Regions from separate parts of the Homo sapiens genome. Here regions 2 and 3 are each linked to region 1. Evidence: chromatin loops called from intact Hi-C (ENCODE). Cell type or tissue: CD14-positive monocyte. All regions are shown on one strand. Region 1 overlaps GCNT2 (glucosaminyl (N-acetyl) transferase 2 (I blood group)). Region 2 overlaps GCNT2 (glucosaminyl (N-acetyl) transferase 2 (I blood group)). Region 3 has its middle 57 kb from the start of C6orf52.

What was found. A loop is a pair of places that touch in the nucleus more often than their neighbours do. Peaks named below come from ENCODE experiments on the same cell type or tissue, not always from the same donor. Only the 100,000 strongest peaks of a DNase experiment are listed, where the experiment ranks them.
Region 2: a loop joins it to region 1, with 2.4 times the contacts of the local background. A loop is called at or near these places in 13 of 110 quality-filtered maps.
Region 3: a loop joins it to region 1, with 2.6 times the contacts of the local background. A loop is called at or near these places in 5 of 110 quality-filtered maps.

The regions. Positions count from the first base shown.
Region 1 is chr6:10,529,430-10,533,429 of GRCh38, forward strand. GCNT2 (glucosaminyl (N-acetyl) transferase 2 (I blood group)) reads left to right here. Exons shown (of 5, transcript NM_145649.5): 3 at 1-407. Among named protein-coding and RNA genes, the nearest start is that of GCNT2, 10 kb to the left of the region's middle. In CD14-positive monocyte, no CTCF peak of the experiment used is centred here; DNase peaks (open chromatin) are centred at 2,302 and 2,732; H3K4me3 peaks cover 4,000 bases; H3K27ac peaks cover 4,000 bases.
Region 2 is chr6:10,596,375-10,600,374 of GRCh38, forward strand. The region is part of intron 3 of GCNT2 (glucosaminyl (N-acetyl) transferase 2 (I blood group)); the gene reads left to right. Among named protein-coding and RNA genes, the nearest start is that of GCNT2, 77 kb to the left of the region's middle. RefSeq lists an enhancer at 1-545. In CD14-positive monocyte, no CTCF peak of the experiment used is centred here; DNase peaks (open chromatin) are centred at 1,797 and 2,227; H3K4me3 peaks cover 1,434 bases; H3K27ac peaks cover 3,877 bases.
Region 3 is chr6:10,635,849-10,639,848 of GRCh38, forward strand. No RefSeq gene overlaps it. Among named protein-coding and RNA genes, the nearest start is that of C6orf52, 57 kb to the right of the region's middle. In CD14-positive monocyte, no CTCF peak of the experiment used is centred here; no DNase peak of the experiment used is centred here.

The sequences.
Region 1 (4,000 bases):
CCTGGAAGACCTTGTGGCCTCTGAAGTTCCCTGGAAGTATGTCATCAACACCTGCGGGCAAGACTTTCCCCTGAAAACCAACAGGGAAATAGTTCAGTATCTGAAGGGATTTAAAGGGAAAAATATCACCCCCGGAGTGCTGCCTCCTGACCACGCTGTTGGACGGACTAAATACGTCCACCAAGAACTGTTAAACCACAAAAATTCCTACGTGATTAAAACAACAAAATTAAAAACTCCTCCTCCTCATGACATGGTGATTTACTTTGGCACGGCCTACGTGGCTCTCACAAGGGACTTTGCTAACTTCGTCCTCCAAGACCAGCTCGCACTTGACTTACTCTCCTGGTCCAAGGACACCTACAGCCCCGACGAACATTTCTGGGTGACACTCAACAGGATTCCCGGTATGTACGTCTCTTAACTTTTATTTTTACGAATAAACACTGCATGGTCAATACTAAATAAGTTGCTTTGAAAAGAGTGGAAAAAATGGGACAAACTTCTTTACGGTTTTAAATGTCAAATTAAAAAAAAAATTTCATCTGTAAAATGGTAAAATGGAGATGTGTTATATCACCCACTCTTGTGAACCGCTCTGTTCACAGGACAAAAGACCGAAGGAACACTGGCCATATAAATAAAAACGTGACCGAGCACAGTGGCTCAAGCCTGTAATCACAGCACTTTGGGAGGCGGAGGCAGGTGGATCACTTGAGGTCAGGAGTTTGAGAGCAGCCTGACCAACATGGTGAAAACCTGTATCTACTAAAAATACTAAAAAAATTAGCCAGGCGTGGTGGTGCATGCCTGCAATCCCAGCTACTGGAGAGGCTGAGGCAGGAGAATCGCTTGAACCCAAGGGGCGGAGGTTGCAATGAGCCAAGATTGTGCCACTGCACTCCAGCCTGGGTGACAGATCGAGACTCCATCTCTAAATAAATAAATAAATAAAATGTAAACCTTATTCTCCTTTAAGCGCAACGCATTTAAAATCAGGAATATGTATTATAAATAAAATTTGAATGACAATTTGAAGATTTCATAATATTTTTGTCTCTGTTGAAGCTCCCATCCTTTTGAAATGGGAGCAAGATACAACTTTCAAATTTTTTATTTGCAAGCTCTTTTCTGGTCTTGAATCAAAAATCTAAAGCATGGCCAGGCATGGTGGCTCACGCCTGTAATCCCAGCGCTTTGGAAGGCTGAGGCAGGAGGATCTCTTGAAGCCAGGAGTTTGAGACCAGCCTGGGCAACATAGTGAGACACTGTCTCTATTTTTTTTCAAGAAGTTAAAACAAACAAACAAACAAAAAAACCTTATTGCACCTTAAAGATTTCTAGGCTGAGCGCAGTGGCTCACACCTGTAATCCCAGCACTTTGGGAGGCTGAAGTGGGCGGATCACAAGGTCAGGAGTTCGAGACCAGCCTGGCCAACATGGTGAAACCCCGTCTCTACTAAAAATACCAAAAATTAGCCAGGCGTGGTGGCGCATGCCTGTAATCCCAGCTTCTCAGAAGGCTGAGGCAGTAGAATCGCTTGAACCCAGGAGGCGGAGGTTGCAGTGAGCCAAGATCACGTCATCGCACTCCAGCGGAGACTCTGTCTCAAAAAAAAAAAAAAAAAGATTTCTAGACTAGTACCTCCATTTTATAGATGAAGAAACTTCAATGTGATTACATGATGTGCTCAAATCCCACAGCTAGTAAGCAAATGCACCAATTATAAACCAGGTCTCCTAAGCCTGATGTTCTTTTTAGGTTGACTTTCAATAAGGTCTCAATTGTTGCTAAATCAATTCCATCTCTCCTTTGGTCCAAGTTCCAAATGATTTTTGAATAATCTCAAGTTGTTTATAGTGAACCAATTTAGTCCTGCTAGTTCAATTCAAAATAAGAATTCATATTTGCAGTTCAAAGGAAAAAGTAACTGGAACCTGTATGAAGATCACAGTCCTGGTTTCTTTGGATTGCTGGTTCAACCCTGGATGCACATTACGATCATCTGGGGCTTCTAAAAATAACTAAGCCAGGGCCTGTTTCCCTCCTTGGGGCAAGACCTAACTATTGATATTTGTACAGCTTCCAAGTGATTCTCATGTACAGCCAGGGGTGTAAACCATTGCAGGTGCTTGTTTTAGATATTGGCATACAAAGCTTCATAGGCTTAGAATTCTCTTTAAGTCTGTGATTTTCTCAGAGCCAGAAGGGGAAGTATAGTGATCAAAAGAAATTAGGGCTCAGGAAAGTCTGGTGGGGAAAGCACAGAGCTGTTTAAATAGAATTGTAGTGTCCAGAGTAAGGGAAGTGAAAGCCTCACTTCTCTCCCATGTGCTTGGAGTAGGATGTAGACTCTTCAGGTCTGGCCACCCTACTATACGGGGAGACATTGACACAGCAGTTCCAAAGAGAGCAGCCAGGGAGGTAAAAAGGCCAATCCCCACTTTTTTTTTTTTTTTTTTTTAGAGAAGACCAAGACAAAGAAAAAGGATAATTGATTTGGAAAAGACTTGAAGAGGGATCGGTGTCTTTACCTAATTAAAAGATTTGCTCAGGAAAGAGAAATTAGACCAACTCTGTCGTTTTGGAAGTAGAATCTAGGGCCAGCGGGTGGGAGATGAGAACACATGGAGCTGGGAATAAAACGGGCAGCTTCCTCAATGGTGAGCAAAGCCAAGGGAAGCAGGGCTGGGGAAGTGCTGCTGAGGAAACCTCAAGGATTGGACCGGATGGCCTCCGAGTCCCTTCCCACTCTCAGAGTCTGTGATCCTAATCAGGGGACTCAACAGAAACTTAAGGGAAACCCCCTGACTTCTCGACTCGATGTATCTATTGGAGCTGGATTTTTACACCCCGTGTTAGCAGTAACAGATTGGCAAAGCAATAGAAAACAAATGCACCAATTCATGTTTTTCAGAAACTTAACAAAAGTTAGCCCCTGAAGTCATTTCTGTGTTATGTGTGTGGAGGAACACTGCCGGAGGACCCTGACCAGCTCTGCCAACTCTTTTTTTTCTTTTTTTGGATCTCACTCTGTCATCCAGGCTGGAGTGCAGTGGCACAATCACGGCTCACGGCCTCAACCTCCCAAAGTGCTGGGATTACAGGTGTGAGCCACACAGCACCCAGCCCGTGCTGGTCTTGACCTCCCAGGCTCAAGCCTTCCAAGAGGCTGGGACTACAGGCATGTGCCCCCATGCCTGGCTAACTTTAACTTTTGTAGAGACGAGGTCCTGCTGTGTTGCCAGTGCTGGTCTTGAACTCCTGGGCCCAAGCGATCCTCCTGCCTCAGCCTCGTGAGCCACCACATCGGGCAAGCCCTGCCAACTCTTTCCTGACCTGAGGCAGGGCTGAATGTAGGAGGTTAGGGAATTAGAAACCTAAGGGTTGTCTTGTTTAATTATTATTCCGGCTATGTGGAGATCTGAGCCATTTTCCGTTGTAAGGGTCCTTCTGGTTGATGTGTATATGTTGTGGTTTTTGCTTTTTTTTTTTTTTTTTTTTGGCAGGTGTGCGAGGGACATTTTGAGATTGTTCCAATTCATTGTCATGATTGAGGGATTATGATTAGGATTCTGTAAAGTAACTAGTCCAGGCCAGGTGTGGTGGCTCACGCCTGTAATCCCAGCACTTTGGGAGGCTGAGCTGGGTGGATCGCCTGAAGTCAGGAGTTCAAGACCAGCCTGGCCAACATGGTGAAACCTATCTCTACTAAAAATACAAAAATTAGCCGGGTGTGGTGGCACGTGCCTGTAATCCCAGCTACTCGGGAGGCTGAAGCAGGAGAATCACTTCAGCCTGGGAGGCGGAGGTTGCAGTGAGCCAAGATCCTGCCACTGCACTCGCGTCTGGGCGACAGAGTGAGACTCCATCTCAGAAATAAAAATTTAAAAAAAAATTAGTCCAGAAAAACATCTCACAGCTGAAGTGGTCTCATGGGAAGGGAGAACAGCACTGCCCAATAGGAATGCTATAATGGGAGCCATAGATCTAAAATCA
Region 2 (4,000 bases), 67 kb after region 1:
GCCAGGCGTGGTGGTGCATGCCTGTAATCCCAGCCACTCAGGAGGCTGAGGCAGGAGAATCACTTGAACCCAGGAGGCGGAGGTTGCAGTGAGCTGAGATTGCGCCACTGCACTCCAGGCTGGGCAAGAGAGTGAGACTCCATCTCAAAAAAAAAAAAGATTTCCATTCTCTTGGCCTCCGTTTTTCTGGAGGAAAAATGGGAAGGAGTATGGTACTAAGAGTAGAAGATTGGTTAGTGGGGTACACTGGTATCCCACTGTATGGTTAGTGGGGTACACTGTTTCCTGTGTATCCCTCTAACCATTAAAGTTCCCTTGTTTTCATCTCTTCTCCAGACTGAATATTCTGTTTCCTCTATTAAAAAAAAAAAAGACAATGAGTCCAAAGTATGTTTGAATATAGAATTGACACGATGATATTTTGCCTTCAGCCAAATCTGAATGTATTTTCCATTACTGCGTATTCTCACAGAGGCTTCTCTATGAGATTCATTGTTGTTAATTTTTCACATCTGTAATTTAATTTGAGATGCCTCAGTTATTAAGTTATTAAGCCTCGTTACTTTGCATGAGGTCTTTGATCTTGCAGCGTGATGTGGATGAAAGAATACAAACTTTGGAATAGGACAGATCTTTTGAATCCTAGGCCTCACTACTTAACAGCTTGTCAGTCACTGAACAAGTTATTTAACCAAACTGAGCCTCAGTTAATTTTGGTTTTAGGACATTAAAGAAAGTTTTTAAGGTGTTTGAGAATTTATTAGAAAGTAGGAATTGCCTTTTTTTTTTTTTTTTTTTTGAGACACGATCTTACTCTATCACCCAGGCTGGAGTGCAGTGGCATGATCTCGGCTCACTGCAACCTCTGCCTCCTGGGCTCAAGCAATTCTCGTGCCTCAGCCTTCCGAGTAGCTGGGACTACAGGTGTGCCCTACCATGCCAGGCGAATTTTTTGTATTTTTAGTAGAGACGGTTTTGCCATGTTGCCCAGGCTGGTGTCAAACTCCCGAGCTCAAGCAATCTGCTTGCCTCAGCCCCCCAGAGTGCTGGGATTATAGGTACTAGCCACCACGCCCGGCCAGGAATTGTCTTAATTCAACTTCCACCCCATAAAATATATCTGGAATTGGTCTGGAGACAGTCTTATAGCAGTGACTACGACTTGCTAACATTTCTTTTCAAAGATATTTGTAAAAGGGCTAGAAGAATCTCTGGGTGTCTCCAAGGCTATGAGGGTTTTTGTTGTTGTTGTTGTTTTGCTTTTTTTGTTAGAGATGGGGTCTCACTCTGTTGCCCAGGCTGGTCTTGAACTCCTGGGCTCAAGCAATCCTCTCACCTTGTCCTCCCAGAGTGCTGGGATTATAGGCGTGAGCCACCACGCCTGGCCAGGATGTGAGTGTTGATGACCCCAGAAGACACTAAGGATTGGAACAGTAGCTCATGAACTTTGACTTTTTAAACACTTCACACTGCACAGTTAAAAACAGTAGAATACTAAGCAAATGGAAAGTAAGGATTATGAGCCATGCGTGAATGTTTAATTTTCTTTTTTTAAAAAAGTGCTTTCGAGTACTGTGTAAGAGAGGCTAGTGACTTAGATACCCACACTATACAATTCTGTTCTAAATTTTAACCTTTGTCTGTAGATAACTGTTTGGCCTTGGGCATGTCACTTAACCTCTCTGGGCCTCAGTTTCCTCATGTGTAAAATGAGGAAATTGGGCTAGGTCATCTCCGAAGAGATTCCTGTATTATTTTGCTTTAACTCTGGAGCATGCAGTGAAAAAAGCAGAAGTATTTGAGGCAGGCAGACTTAGGTTTTGTTTCCCTGCTGTCAGATCTTGAGCAATTAACGTATCTTAACATGGGCTTCCGGTGACTTATCTGTAAATTGAGGACAATACCAATTTCATGAGATTGTTGTGAGAGTTACAGACTATGGGGGTATATCTCCCCTCTCAGCCATTGTTAATTCAGTTATCACCTCCATCTCTCCCCCTTCTCCCTCTCCACGGTATATTAATGTCATGACATTCCTATTTATATTACACCGTGGACAGTAGGATTAATGAAACAATGGCCTCTGGGCATTGAATTTCTCTCTTTGTCACGGTCACTGTGTCCACATCTGGATGCCAACCACCACTACTGCTACAATGTAGAACTCAGGCCAGCCACCCTAGGCAGTGTGTGGGGGTGATTTTTGTGCTGTAAAATTCTGACCAAAGGAGGAAACTGAGTACCAAGTACTTACACAATATCTTCACCTCTCTGATTGTTCTTAATGTAGCACATTTCCCCTTGTTTCCAAGAGTATTTTCTCGATGTGCCCAGGGACGCTGAGCTGGACAAGGCTAGTGTAGTGTATTCAGTGCTGGGGAGGGAAGGGGCCCTCTGGAGCCGGATCATTTGGCTTCCAATCCAGCTTTGCAGATTCCTAGTGTGTGTGACGTGAGGCTAATTATGTTCTCTCTCTGATTCTCAGTTTCTGTATATGTAAAATGGAGATACTAACATTACCTACCACTGTGCAAATGAAATGTATGAATACATATCAAGTGCCTGGAATGGCGCATGGTGCCTAGTAAGTGTAAATAAGTGTTGTATTTATTCCACCCAATTGCCCTCGTTAAGGGGAAAATTAGCAATGAACAATTTCCCCTTGTTAAGGTGCTAGAAAAAATGCAGTCCCCCAAAGTGCCATTACAAAGGGTCTGGAAGATTTTCTGAAACTCAGACAAAAGCAGCTTGAATTCCCTCCGTCCCTCAGCTTCCCATAGTACCAGAGCTCATCCTGCACAAGGAATGAGAGGAGCAGAGTAACTAAGAATCTGGCATTGGTGAGTGGGATCGATTGTACCAGGTGCGCTGTTCACAGGCGCGTCAGTCCACGTACTGCAACGCTAGGAAACACAGGGAGCCAACAGCAATCCCAGGCCAGTGTTAACTGACTCTTGAAAAGAGAAAACCTAACAATTCCCAAATAACCTGAATCTTCTCTGTGTCTACCTCAGTAAAATATGTGGTGTTGTTTCCACCAGAATGAGGGAGCACCTGAACCAGACTGAAACCGGGTGTTTCAGTGAGAGGCATCTTGCCCATCTCCCTATCAGCTTCCATCTATTGTATCCCAGCGGAGGTAAGAGCAGGAGACAGTGTGCCGTATGAATTAGACATGAGGCCATGTACCTTCAGAGTCCGCCAGTGGTCCCCAGAGAATTGAGAGCTATGGTAGAATGAAGACGGTAGCTTCCCCTCTCTCCAAGAGTAGGGGGCTCACATCATGGCTTCTTGTAGCTTACGATCTTGGACAGATCTTTTCAATTCTCCACACTGGGTTTTCTCAGCCAAGGAATGATAATAACTGCTAATCTCATGGTGGCAAAGGAGGAGAAGGCACATGCTGTGAGCCATGAATTATGAACTCTTTAATAACTTATAACTCATTAATTCTAAAGCCAAGAGCATCACTCCTGGCACATAGAAAGAGGAAGGTTGTGGTGATGAAGTTTTTTTGAGTGGAAGATATGAAAGAAGCAGAAACTCAGGCTCCTTCAGGAATAACAGAATGATTTTGTGAAGTGGAATGTGTAATCCTGTGCTGGGGTTGGAAGGGATACTCTCATCATTTAAAGTGGAGAAACCAGGCACAGGGAGACGAAATGATTTGTCTGTGTTGCATGATTTAGCAGCTGAACCTGGCCACAAAGATAAGACTTTTAAGTCCTTCAAGACAATAATCTTTCTATATTTAGTGCTTCTTATAATTTCTTTCTGAAATGTCATAGATATCTGAGCAAAGGGGCAGTATGAATATTTTGGTGTCTATACTAATACTGAAATTTGGGTTTCAATGACAGGATTCTTAAAAAGTGTTCAGAATTTATGGGAAAAGAGTGCATATCAATATTACATCAAAGTCTTATAGGTATACTATATAATACAGTTTTTGAAATGTATACATTTACCATAAAGGAGATCCGTTCTGTTTTACATTGTT
Region 3 (4,000 bases), 110 kb after region 1:
CTGGCTTCCTCTGACCTCCCAATCTGGACATTGTCTCTATGGGCCTGTTGTCTGCGTTTATCTTACCTGGAAACTCTCTTCCTTGTTATGATGTTGAATCTTACATTCCATAGAATCTACATTATCTATCTTTTATATCTATCTTTATCTATCTTTGAATATTTAAGAATTAAATAATACGAACTCACACATGTGCTTCAAAATAATCTGAGGGTAGATGGGGAAGTGAATCATGATTAGTTTATAATTATTGATACTGGATGATAGGTATGTCAGAGTTAATTATTGCTCTACAATTTTCGTGTGTTTAAAATCTTCTATAGTAAAAAGAATTTAAAACCTTAATAGCTGTTTCATTTTTTGAAGTTATTGTAAATAGGATAGTAATTTCTGTTATGTTTTTCTGATTATTTTACTTTGTTTATTGATTTTTGTATATTATTTTTAAATTCAGCCATATTGCTAAATTCTCTTATCCTTTTTTTTTTTTTTCTTTTTTTGAGACGGAGTCTAGCTCTGTTGCCCAGGCTGGAGTGCAATGGCACAATCTCGGCTCACTGCAACCTCCGCCTCCCAGGTTCAAGCAATTCTCCTGCCTCAGCCTCCCAAGTAGTTGTGATTACAGGTGCACGCCACCACACCCAGTTAATTTTTGTATTTTTAGTAGAGACGAGATTTTACCATGTTGGTCAGGCTGATCTCAAACTCCTGACCTCAGGTGATCCGCCCACCTTGGCCTCCCAGACTGCTGGGATTATAGCTGTGAGACCGGCCTGTCTTATCCTTTTTAACAGTTTTCTAGTTGATTCTCTTGGATTTTTCATGTATTCAATTATATAATGTGCAAATAAATGATAAATTAACCTAACTTCCAAAGGTGAGGTACATTTGTTTATCTAATTTGTTAACAACTACTTTCAGAATAATAGTATTGATAATGGTAATCCTCTTATTCTTAACTGTAATAAGAAACTTTCTAGGTGTGTGTTTGGTGAGTGCATACTTGTTTGTTGGGGATGGGAAGGGAGCCTTTAGCATCTTTCTCTACTTTTTCCAAGTCAATTGTCTACTTAGAGTTTTCATCTCTTCTGGAGTTGGTTTTTGATGAATTATATTTCCCTGGAAAATTATTCATTTCATGTAGATTTTCACATTTATTTTCAGAGTTGAACATATGCATCTCTTATAAATCTTTTAAATTCTTTATATATCTACCGTTAATTTCCTACTTATCAATTCTTATTTTGTGTAACTGTGATTTTTCTCTTTTTCTTTAAAAAATTAGCTCAGCTAACAGTTTCTTGCTGTTTGTTTCAATTCAAAGACCCAACACTCAGATTTCACTTATTCATTCTGCCATTTTTTTCTTTGCAAATGTATTAATTTCCAGTTATTATTAATTCTTCATTTTGCTTTTATGAACTTTGTTTTGGTATTCTTTTTCTAACATTTGCTGGTAGATGTTTGTTTCTTTTTCTTTTATTCCTCCTTGTTTATTAATTATTTAAAGCTGTAATTTTCTTCTGGTCACTGCATTAGGTACGAGATTCTCATAAGTTCTAAGTAGGCTTTTCATCACTATTTTCTAGATATTGTACAATTTTAATTTCAGCTTCCTCTTTGACCAAAGAGTTGTGTGAGAAAAAAAGGTGTTTTTTGTTTTGTTTTGTTTTTTGGTTTTTGGTTTTTTTAAGACAGAGTCTTGCTCTATCGCCCAGGCTAGAGTACAATGGTGCGATCTCAGCTCACTGCAACCTCCACCTCCCAGGTTCAAGCGATTTCCTGCCTCAGCCTCCCAAGTAGCTTGGGATTACAGGCACCCGGCACCACGCTCGGCTAATTTTTGTATTTTTGGTAGAGATGGGGTTTCACCATATTGGCCAGGGTGGTCTCAAACTCCTGGCGTCAGGTGATCTGCCTGCTTCAGCCTCCCAAAGTGCTAGGATTATAGGCATGACCCACTGCACCCAGCCAAAAAAAAAAAAAAGTTTTTTTAAAGTGTCAGGTGGCATTTAAAAAATTTCTGGTGTGTGTGTGTGTGTGTGTGTGTGTGTGTGTGTGTGTGTGTTTAAATTAGTATTTAATTTTTCTCTTTTATTCCATTTGATCACAGAATGTTATCCGTATTATTTCTACTTCGCGGAAGTTGTTTGCTCTGTGGCTGCATCTATGATCAGTTTTAGCAAATGTTTTATGGACACTTGAAAAAAACATGTATTCTTGGTTTTCAAGGTATAAAATTCTACATATATTCATATAAATTAACATGCCTTATTTGGTATGTTTTAGGTATTATAACTTTTTTGTAATCTGTTTATTGGCTCTGTCAATGCTTAATTAAAGGGAAGTTAAGCCTACTAGAACTTTGTTTCTCTTCCTCTTGCAGCATCCTTCCCCTGGGTTGTTGTTGTTGTTGTTTTGAGACAGAGTCTCGCTCTGTCACTCAGGCTGGAGAGTGCGGTGGTGCGATCTAGACTCACTGCAACCCCTACCTCCCGAGTTCAAGCGATTCTCCTGCCTCAGCCTCCCGAGTAGCTGGGATACAGGTGCCCACCACCATGCCCAGCTAATTTTTGTATTTTTAGTAGAGACAGGGTTTTGCCATGTTGGCCAGGCTGGTCTCAAACTCCTGACCTCAGGTGATCCGCCTGCCTCGGCCTCCCAAAGTGCTGGGATTACAGGCGTGAGCCACCACGCCTGGCCCTTCTCCTGCCTTTCTAACAACAATTATGAGCTGGCAAAGAAGAATTTCAGGATCCAGCTCCGATCACAAAGGAGGATACATTTACAGCTGAAAGGATTTTTACAGGATCCAGCTCCATGATCACAAAGGAGGATACATTTACAGCTGAAAGGCAACAAGTTAGTAACTGGCACAGTCCACCCCTTTGGCTATTGTTTCCATTTGTATCCCTACAGGAATTTGGACTTCCATATAACAACAAAACAACTCTGTTTCCACCTGGGACACATCTACCCTTTGTGCAAGTGGGAAAGTTGTCATACTTTCTCTTAAACTAGGAGACACTCAATCTCAAAAGTCATTCTATCCATTGCTGGCTATATGAATGAATTACTCCTCCAATGTAGTCCAGTCCAACAGAATATTCTGTTACCTAAAGAATAAATAATAGAGTTAACCTCCCATAACCAGTATATAAAATAACAATGGGAAGAAGGAAAATTAGAAATGGTTAGCATATATAAATATATACAAGCAAAGCTACTATAGTCCTCACTTTTATAATTGGCCACAAGATCAATTATAAAATCATATCTATGACTTTCTTCTTCCACTTCCCATTCCAGATTTCCCTTGCCTCAGCCAGACCTCAGCTGGTCAAGTTTCTTTACCCGGTGGGGTGACCCAAATTATCTTCCCTGAAGTGTATGAGTCTTCAATAGCCTTGCCTCTTTCTGGTTGCTGTAGTTTTCCATTAACCTTTACTATTAAGCATGGAAGTACTAAGAGATGCCCCCACCAGAGAATTCCATAGTCCACCTTGCCTCCGCTCAGTATGCATTTTCCTCTTGAAGATTTGGATCAATCACTCCAGCCAGTAGAGTGAAACTTATTTCTTCTCCCTGTTGGTTAAGTGGTGCGAGCACTTCAGAATGGCCAAGTGGCAACATCATCTTTGCATTCGATGGCTCCACTGTTGTGCCTCCTGGTGACCACACTTCCCTCCTTGGAAACTAAGATCTTCAGATCAGCAGAGCCCAGAGTTGTAAGAATAGGAAGCAAAATTCTGTGCATGGGTTTTATGAGCCACTCCTACTTTCAGTCCTTCATTCCCAGACCCTTGTGTTCTAGCTATAGAGAAGATAGCACCATAGGTGTGGTCTCTGGTTCAAAGCATGTACTGTATCCTTAGACAAAGTATATGTGGCACCCAAGGACAGTGGTGAAGGAAAATCCTCCAATAAGCAGTACTTCAAGTCATATATTTGGTAGTCTACTTTGGAAAGAGAAAGATCCATTCTTTTAGGGAGTTGTCTC